3 separate regions of the Homo sapiens genome follow, and all the other regions are linked to region 3. A link is a contact called in ENCODE Hi-C or POLR2A ChIA-PET data. All regions are on one chromosome and are shown on one strand. Each heading gives the region's core, a stretch centred on a gene start or an enhancer-like site at or near the end of the contact. The rest is flanking DNA. Distances are from core to core; before and after follow the strand shown.

Evidence for each region. Hi-C counts contacts between places; a loop is a spot of excess contacts on that map. ChIA-PET counts read pairs that join two places held with the same protein, here RNA polymerase II (POLR2A). Pooled maps may share reads with other maps.
Region 1: a map of CD8-positive, alpha-beta T cell shows a loop between it and region 3 (5-fold over the local background). The contact joins the promoter of POLR1B here to the enhancer-like site in region 3. A Hi-C loop is called at or near these places in 1 of 168 maps with a recorded cell type or tissue (CD8-positive, alpha-beta T cell) and 8 of 50 pooled maps. POLR2A ChIA-PET finds 5 or more read pairs at or near these places in 3 of 52 experiments (GM12878, activated T-cell and activated naive CD4-positive, alpha-beta T cell).
Region 2: a loop to region 3 is called in a map of naive thymus-derived CD4-positive, alpha-beta T cell, with 8 times the contacts of the local background. The contact joins the promoter of ANAPC1 here to the enhancer-like site in region 3. A Hi-C loop is called at or near these places in 1 of 168 maps with a recorded cell type or tissue (naive thymus-derived CD4-positive, alpha-beta T cell) and 7 of 50 pooled maps. POLR2A ChIA-PET finds 5 or more read pairs at or near these places in 4 of 52 experiments (Panc1, activated CD4-positive, alpha-beta T cell, activated naive CD4-positive, alpha-beta T cell and 1 more).

The regions. Positions count from the first base shown.
Region 1 is chr2:112,541,032-112,543,731 of GRCh38, forward strand. POLR1B (RNA polymerase I subunit B) reads left to right here and starts at 1,434. Exons shown (of 15, transcript NM_019014.6): 1 at 1,434-1,640. The coding sequence starts at 1,464. It overlaps TTL (tubulin tyrosine ligase), which reads left to right. Exons shown (of 7, transcript NM_153712.5): 7 at 1-708. LOC105373562 (a long non-coding RNA gene) reads right to left here and starts at 1,181. Exons shown (of 2, transcript NR_136321.1): 1 at 1,172-1,181; 2 at 625-1,047. RefSeq lists an enhancer at 1,317-1,466.
Region 2 is chr2:111,882,789-111,885,488 of GRCh38, forward strand. It overlaps ANAPC1 (anaphase promoting complex subunit 1), which reads right to left and starts at 1,405. Exons shown (of 48, transcript NM_022662.4): 1 at 1,154-1,405. RefSeq lists enhancers at 642-1,435, 1,779-1,928.
Region 3 is chr2:112,186,948-112,189,647 of GRCh38, forward strand. FBLN7 (fibulin 7) reads left to right here. Exons shown (of 8, transcript NM_153214.3): 8 at 187-1,271. The coding sequence ends at 559. Among named protein-coding and RNA genes, the nearest start is that of FBLN7, 50 kb to the left of the region's middle. Within about 2 kb of position 1,309, at least 6 of the 41 ENCODE cell types and tissues checked have a DNase peak (open chromatin) inside an H3K27ac peak, as active enhancers do; they include CD8-positive, alpha-beta T cell, where a contact is called at or near this core.

The DNA of each region.
Region 1 (2,700 bases), core at 184-2,683, 350 kb after region 3:
GCTTGAGGTGATGGAAACCCCATCTACCCTCCTGTGATGATTACATCGTATGCCTATATGAAAACATCTCATATACCTCATAAATATGCTAATTATGTACCCATAAATTTTTTTTTAAATCCTCATGACCTTGGATTACACAATGATGTCTTAGATATGATATAAAAAGACAGGCAACAAAAGAAAAAAACTACACTTCAAAATTAAAACGTTTTGCTTCAAAGGACACCAGCAAGAAAGTAAAAACCCACAGAATGGGAGAAAAATATTTGCAAATCATGGATCTGACAAGGACTAGTATAGGCTATATAAAGAACTACAACTACTCAGTTGGCCGGGCGCGCGCGGTGGCTCATGCCTGTAATCCCAGCATTTAGGGAGGCAAGGCGAGAGGATCACTAGAGGCCGGAAGTTCAAGACCAGCCTGTGCAACAGACTCCCGGCTCGAATTTTTTATAAAAAGTGATATAGGAATGAAAAGTACCAGCTGAACTAGGAAAGGGGAAGTTGACAGTAAGGAGGGACTATCAGGGGCAGGAGGATACTGGGTAGTGGTGGTTTAATTCATTGTTTTAATTGTGGTGATGGCTGCATGGTTGTATACATAGGTCAAAACTTAACGCGTACACTTTAAATGTGTGGTTTATTGTATGCCAGTTATAACGCAATATAGCTGTTAAACACAAACACAATAAAGTTGAAAAACCAGCAGGCATTCCCTGATTAATCAGTATTCTGGGGAGGTAAGGGGCTCACAGGAACGCAAAAGAAATTCAGGCTGTAAATCCAGTTGGACGCCCCGCTGCCCCATCCCCTCCATCCGGGACCGCCCGACTCCTCTCCCACCTCCTTCCCCAGGCCTCCCCCAGGCCTCCAGTCCGGAAGATGCGACGAGGTTAGCGGGGCCCGACCACTCCTTGGCTTCCCAGGGGTGAGCCTCGCGAGTTAGGAGTTGGGTAGAGAGTCAGCCCGGGGCCCGGCATCCGCTTTTTCGTTGAAGCAACGACTTTGGCCGGATGACTCCCCAGGGTCGGCATCAGCGTGGGACTGGGAACAGGTGAAGGGAAACAGAAGAGAGCCTGAGAAGACCGCTCTCCTCCGATCCTAATTGACTGAGCCAATGAGAGCCAAAGAGGTCACATGCTCAACTGGGCGGGGAGCGGGTTTCCACCTGCGGCATCTTTCGCGAGCGGGGAGATGAGTGGGGCGGAATATGGGAGAAAGGGAGGGCCCGCCACGCTCTGGCTGGACACGGCCTTAATCGGCCCGTTCACTCGACGTTTTTGGTTCTACGTTGACCCCGAGAAACCGAAACCGCAGGGCCTAGGGCGGGTGGAACGAGAGGGAACTACATTTCCCAGCAGGCTGCGGAAACGGGACTGCGGCCACTACTTCCGGCGTGTACCGAGAGACTGGCGTCCGGCGTGTACCGAGAGACTGGCGTCCGGTGTGCAGGTGGCCACATGGATCCTGGCAGCCGGTGGCGGAACCTGCCCAGCGGGCCTAGCCTAAAGCACTTGACTGACCCCTCTTATGGAATCCCGCGGGAACAGCAAAAGGCAGCGTTGCAGGAGCTGACGCGGGCGCACGTGGAGTCCTTCAACTACGCTGTGCACGAGGGTCTCGGCCTCGCGGTGCAGGTGAGCGCGGCGTCCGCCGGCGCCCTTGCCGCGGCGAGGCCAATCCCAGGGAGGTGGCTGGGAGGTCACAGTATGACCCCAGATGCATGTGCTCCTTGATCCTGACAGGCTTGGTGGGTAAGCGGGAGAGCACAACATGTTAAACAGGACGCGGTACTGGCCTTCGTGAGACTTGGAGTCGAGGCGTCTTAAGAGATGTATTCGTGATTCTGGAGTGAAAAGTGATTGTGAACCGTAGTTTGGACAGTTTCGGGGTGCTGTGAGAGTGAGGAAGTGGCTTATCTGGGGATGTGCTTCACAATGCACACGGCTTTATATCACTTGAAGACTTACCTCTCCAAAACGTACCTCGAAAGATCCCGAACGTATTTGTAGGTACAGTGTAATGTTCAAGGTTATCCTTCAGTTTCCTTCTCTTAGAGCTTTAAAGAGAGAAACTACTCGTCATTTGTTATGAATTAAGCAGGTGCCGAGGAAGGTATAAATGAGTCATGAAAGCAAGATTGAATCGAAAAGTGTAATTGCATTATTAGCGTAGAGTAATGGTAGCAGAATTCAAGTGAGTATGGTGGGGGAAAGCTTCGTTTAGTAAGCATCCCCAGTGTCTCCAGGCACTAGGCTCAGAGGATGTGGAGGAGGCAGTCCCGTGTACGAGACAGTTCATGCATTTAAGTGCTCCCTGTCGTGTTTGGGGGTTGAAGGGGTGAAGATAATGAAAGCAGTGCATGCCAATGTTCTTGAGAACTGCTCTGCCAAGGGATTGTGTGGGCTACTGCGGGAGCCTATGGGCGGCGCAACTAATCCAGGAGTTTGAGAAAGGGCAGGATTAGATGAGTTCAAGAAGTGAGAAACGTGCATTTCGTCCAGGGGAAGAGTAGAGCAGAGTCACATGCTTCGGGGACCCTACCTGTGGTTTTGTTGGGTAAGATTTGTGTTGTGGGAGATAGGGATACAGATAATGTGGAGAGCTTTGATTGCCAGTCTGATTCTTGAACTCTATTCGGCAAATAATATGGGAGCCATTAAGATTTATTGTTTAGAAAGACTAGAGGGGTGGGGG
Region 2 (2,700 bases), core at 155-2,654, 300 kb before region 3:
GACACAAGTTTTGTTCTTCCTCCTGCTAGAAATAAATGAGTACTGGGACACTTGAACTTGGAACACAAGTAAAAAGTGCCTTATAAAACTTACAAGGGGCAGGGCGTGGTGGCTCACGCCTGTAATCCCAGCACTTTGGGTGGCCGAGACGGGTGGATCACGAGGTCAGGAGTTCAAGATCAGCCTGGCCAAGATGGTGAAACCCCATCTCTACTAAAAATACAAAAATTAGCCAGACAGTGATGGCGGGCGCCTGTAATCCCAGCTACTTGGGAGGCTGAAGCAGAGAATTGCTTGAACACGGGAGCCAGAGGTTACAGTGAGCTGAGATGGCGCCACTGCACTCCAGCCTAGGAGACAGAACAAGACTCCTTCTCAAAAAAAAAAAAAAAAAGAAAACCCCACAAAAAAAAAAACCTTAAAAGAAAACAAAATTCAGCTGGTCTTCCTATATTTTATTCAACAGAATAACCAACATCAACGAACTTTTGACTTTATGAAACTTTAGTTCTGCAATTTTATAATGTTATTTTCTTATAACTTTGAGAGAAAATTACAGAATTGTTAAAGAATTATCATTTTGTACCGATTAATGCCACATATTTAATACTTTTTCAGTACCCCAAACTTTTAGAAATGTTTTTACTTGTTAGGTGCAACATAAACAGCTACACGTAAAAATACTATTAAATTTATATGCTATAAATAACAGTATCAGCAATGATTCCTACAAACACTACCCTGCCAAAAAAAAAAAAAAGAGACCCAAATGCACACTAACGGGAGCTTAAGTCTCCACAAGAGCTTCCCCAGCCTTTCTAGAGGACGGTGAAAACAGGCTGAGAGCCCGAGGCTCAGAAAAACAGCTCAGAGGGGCTGGAGGCCAGTCTGAAAGCTGAGGCTGCACATGGGATGCTACGCACAGCTCAGGAAAGAGGTTGGCAAGCAGGAGCCGGAAGGAGCACCCCAGCCCGCAGGCCAGGAGCGCCCGCAGGCCCCCTCAGCCCCGGAGCACGCTCAAGGCCCTCCCTCGGGTTCCCAGTACCCCGGGTTTCCAGACCTACGGCCACCAGGGGAGGCTCGGCCTCGGGACGGGTGCGAGAGTCACGCGGCGCGCGACAGACCACCAAGTGCTGCGGTACGGCGCCCGCACCTGTATAACTCGGGACGCGTCAGGCGCGGCGAGCCCCGGCTGCTCCCCGGAGGCGCAGGGGCCGAGGAGGCCCGAGGGCAGCGGCGGGGTCCTTCACAGTGACTCTTGGGCCGCAGCAGCTTCTCATTCCCTCTCCCTCCCCTATTCTGGAGGAAGAACGGGCAACAGCAGCGGGCTCGAGTGCTAATGGCAGGAAGGCGTGCGAGACGTTCAAATGGACGCGTCCATCTTGACTTTCCCGTCTTGCCTCGCGCCGGGGCGGGGCATCGCGGGAGGTGCGCGGCGTCCTAGCAGTCCTGGCGCCTGCGCTGTTGAGGGAAGACCGCGGCGGGTTACAACTTGGGGGCTATTTCCACCTTCCGTGCGACTGATGCGAACCCCGAAGCCGGACTCTGTCTGCTACAGTCCTGGCGTCCAAGTTCTCTTTAGCTCATGTCACTAGGGACCTGAACTGCCTTATAGATCTCAGGGTTTTTTCTTCTGGTTTCGCTTCCGCCTCCTGACCCCACGTGGAGGTAGGCACCTCAGGCTGAGGGTGGGGAGCAGGGGTTGCTGATTTTCTCTACGTGCAGTGAATGCTCTATGCCTTTTTCGGTCCATACTCTTCGAAGAGTGGATGAACTGTGTGAAGGTCCTCACAGAAACGTTGCTTGCAATTCCCAGATTCAGAGACACTTCTTAAGGCGATTCAAAGACCCAAGTTAAGAACCCCAGCGGCCACTCGCGCCTGTAATCCCAGCACTTTGGGAGGCGAGGCGACAGGATTGCTGGAGCCCAAGAGTTTGAAACCAGCCTGGGCAATATAGCGAGACCCTGTCTCCACAAAAGAAAAATTTTTTTAATTAGCCTGGAGGCGTGGTGCGCACCTGTAGTCCCAGCTGCTTGGGAGTCTGGAGGATCACTTGAGCAGGGAGTTTGAGGCCACAGTGAGCTATGATCGCGCCACTGCACTCCATCCAGCCTGGGCAACAGAGCAAGACCTTGTCTCAAAAAAAAAAAAAAAAAAAGAATGGGTTATAGGAGAAAGGTTAGAAACAAAGATTCATGAAACAGTTAAATACAAATATACCTAATTGATATTTTAAACTTTTGTTTGTGTGTGTGTGTGTGTGTGTGTGTGTGTGTGTGTGTGTTTTTCTTGAGACAGAGTCTCGCTCTTTCGCCCAGGCTGGAGTGCCGTGGCACAATCTCGGCTCACTGCAACCTCCGCCTCCCGAGTTCAAGCAATTCTCCTGCATCAGCCTTCCAAGAAGGTGGGATTACAGGCGCCCGCCACCACGTCCAGCTAACTTTTGTATTTTTAGTAGAGACAGGGTTTCACCACGATGGCCAGGCTGGTCTCGAACTCCTGACCTCGTGATCCTCCCGCCTCGGCCTCCCAAAGTGCTAGGATTACAGGCGTGAGCCACTGCGCCCGGCCAATATTTTAAACTTTTTTAAAAAAAAAAAGTTTAGCAACCCCATCAAAAAGTGGGCGAAGGACGTGAACAGACACTTCTCAAAAGAAGACATTTATGCAGCCAAAAAACACATGAAAAAATGCTCAC
Region 3 (2,700 bases), core at 59-2,558:
CTTTGCCATGCCTGACACCAGCTACATTCACTCGTCCACAGCTCCATAGCTCCTGGGTGAAGGACCCGTGGCTGGGAAAGGTCATCTAGGTGGCCTCTGCAAGAGGGCAGGTGGGCAGCCGGGTCAGAGCAGCTCTTCATGAGACTCCCCAAGGCTGACTGCCTCCATTTTGCCTCTCCGCTCCAGCCAGTGTGAGCGGAACCCCTGCCCCATGGACAGCAGGCCCTGCCGCCATCTGCCCAAGACCATCTCCTTCCATTACCTCTCTCTGCCTTCCAACCTGAAGACGCCCATCACGCTCTTCCGCATGGCCACAGCCTCTGCCCCCGGCCGAGCTGGGCCCAACAGCCTGCGGTTTGGGATCGTGGGTGGGAACAGCCGCGGCCACTTTGTGATGCAGCGTTCAGACCGGCAGACTGGGGATCTGATCCTTGTGCAGAACCTGGAGGGGCCTCAGACGCTGGAGGTGGACGTCGACATGTCGGAATACCTGGACCGCTCCTTCCAGGCCAACCACGTGTCCAAGGTCACCATCTTTGTATCCCCCTATGACTTCTGAGGGTACACAGGGGCACTGGGGTGTGGAGAGCTGACCTCATTTCTCTTCCCCGAAGGCTCAGCTTCGGGCACCGACTGCGTGGAGCCTCCCGCCTGTTCCCGCCCTCTCACCAGTGCACCCAGGCTTCTAGGGCAGCGTTGCACGGCGCCCCATGGAATAGCACGGAAGAGCAGCCACAAAACTCAACTGCTGCCATCACTCTTTTTTTTTTTCTGCTTTGAGGCCCTTCCCTTAGATTATGCACTAACTTTCTTAAAACTTTTTCATCCAGGGGATGGGTGGCTTTCCAAAATGCTGTGCAAATGGCCTTGTGAGTTTGAACTAGCTGGGGAGAGAAAAGGTGGCAATGTGTGTCAGGTGACTATCAGCCCTTCTGCCTTTTTGTAGCCAGGCTTGCTATGAATGAAACGGTTCTAGTCGTGCGGGGGGCCCTAGTCATGCCTCTGCGCATGTGGCATAGGAAGTGGAGTCTCCTCCCATGACCCAGCACGTTGTTCTTATCTGCCTTTTCCTCTGTGACATGCCTGCCTGCCTGCCTTCTCATCAGAGAGTCACAGGAGGGCCTTAAACCCCACGCAGATCCTTCTAGACCAAGGACCCATTGTTAAAAGCATGGATTCTGCCTGAGTTACTTCCCTTTTGAGAAATCATATCTCAAATACATAACCTGGTAATATAACTGAAAAAATAAAAGTGATTGCTCCTTCCTGCCCGCCTGACTTCTACCTGAGCATGAGACAGCCCACTTCCTTCTAGGAGGGGGTGGCTGACTCTCTTCCTGTCTGGGTTGGATACACTGGAATAAATGAGTCAGAGAACACAGAGGTGATGTTTGGGACTGTTCCACATTATAAATTTGTTTTGACCACATGGGAGATTGGTAAGGACAATACCTGGCCGTGGAGAGTTTAGGAAAATGCTTGAGTTGTCATAGATTCCATGGCCTTTTGTTTCTGATGAATTCACTACAGGGTGACGCCCTCCAGGTGATCAAAGAGAGAAAACACTGGCCAGAGCTGAGTGGGGTGTGGTAGGATGGGGTATGGGGTAGGGTGGGGAAGATCATTCAAGCTAAAACTTAAGAGGTAGCGAAGCTGTAAGAAAGTTTCATTATCTAATTACATGTCAAGCTGCTGGTGAGATTTCCTCACACATATTTTATTTAAATCTTTGTATTTGCCCTGGTATGAGATGGAGCCAGAAGTGTGTCACTAGTTCAATGATCAAGCCCTACATCAAGATGGTTTCTAAGATGGTTTATTCTTGTACTGTTGTTTGGACAAAGGTTGAGACACAGTCAAGAGTTGCTTTTGAAATGTTTCTTCTCCCATGGGCTCAGCTGCGATCTCTAACAACAGAAAAAGGACATGCAAACTAAAGTTACAAGACTTCATTAAAACATTATCCACAGCCTTATGTTTCTAAATGTAGCTATGCTGGGCCAGAAGCCTGCACACCACCCAGTCCCATGTGCACAACACCAGGCGGAAGAGTCTAAGGGCCTGGCCAGGTTCCTGAATGGGAGATGTCACAGCTGTGGGCTAGGGACAGCCCACACATCACACACATCATATGTGAGATATGATGACATATGATGTGGGATATATGTGGGATATATTGAGATATGATGTGTTCAGGGGGACAAGCCTCTCACATGCCAGAAGGTGGGGAGTGTTTGGGGAGTCTCCAGAGCAGGTGCCCTCTAAACTGGTATATGATAGGGCTTTGATGCCAAACAGCCCAGTTTAAAGCAACAATTTCCATCACCAAGATCTGCCGTCATCAAACCTGCTTCCCACTGATGAAATCACGCACCCAGCCCCGGTGCCCACAGCACCAAAGTACAAATGGCTGACTGCTTAGGATGTGGATGATGGCTGTGGACAATGATGGCTGGGCACTTCTTGTGGATGATGTGGATGATGGGTCTTTTGTGGATAATGGCTGGGCACTTCTCCCTGTGGAGTGTCTTGTTCTCTATATGCTCTCTCCTCACTCTCCTCTATGGAATCAACTTTTCTTTTGTCCTTTCAGAGCTCCACTCTGTACTAAGAGTAACTACTGGTTAACCAGAATTCATTTGCACCCCTTTCCAGGTAATATAGTTTCATATTATTTGAGGGAGGGGCTTTAAGACTTTT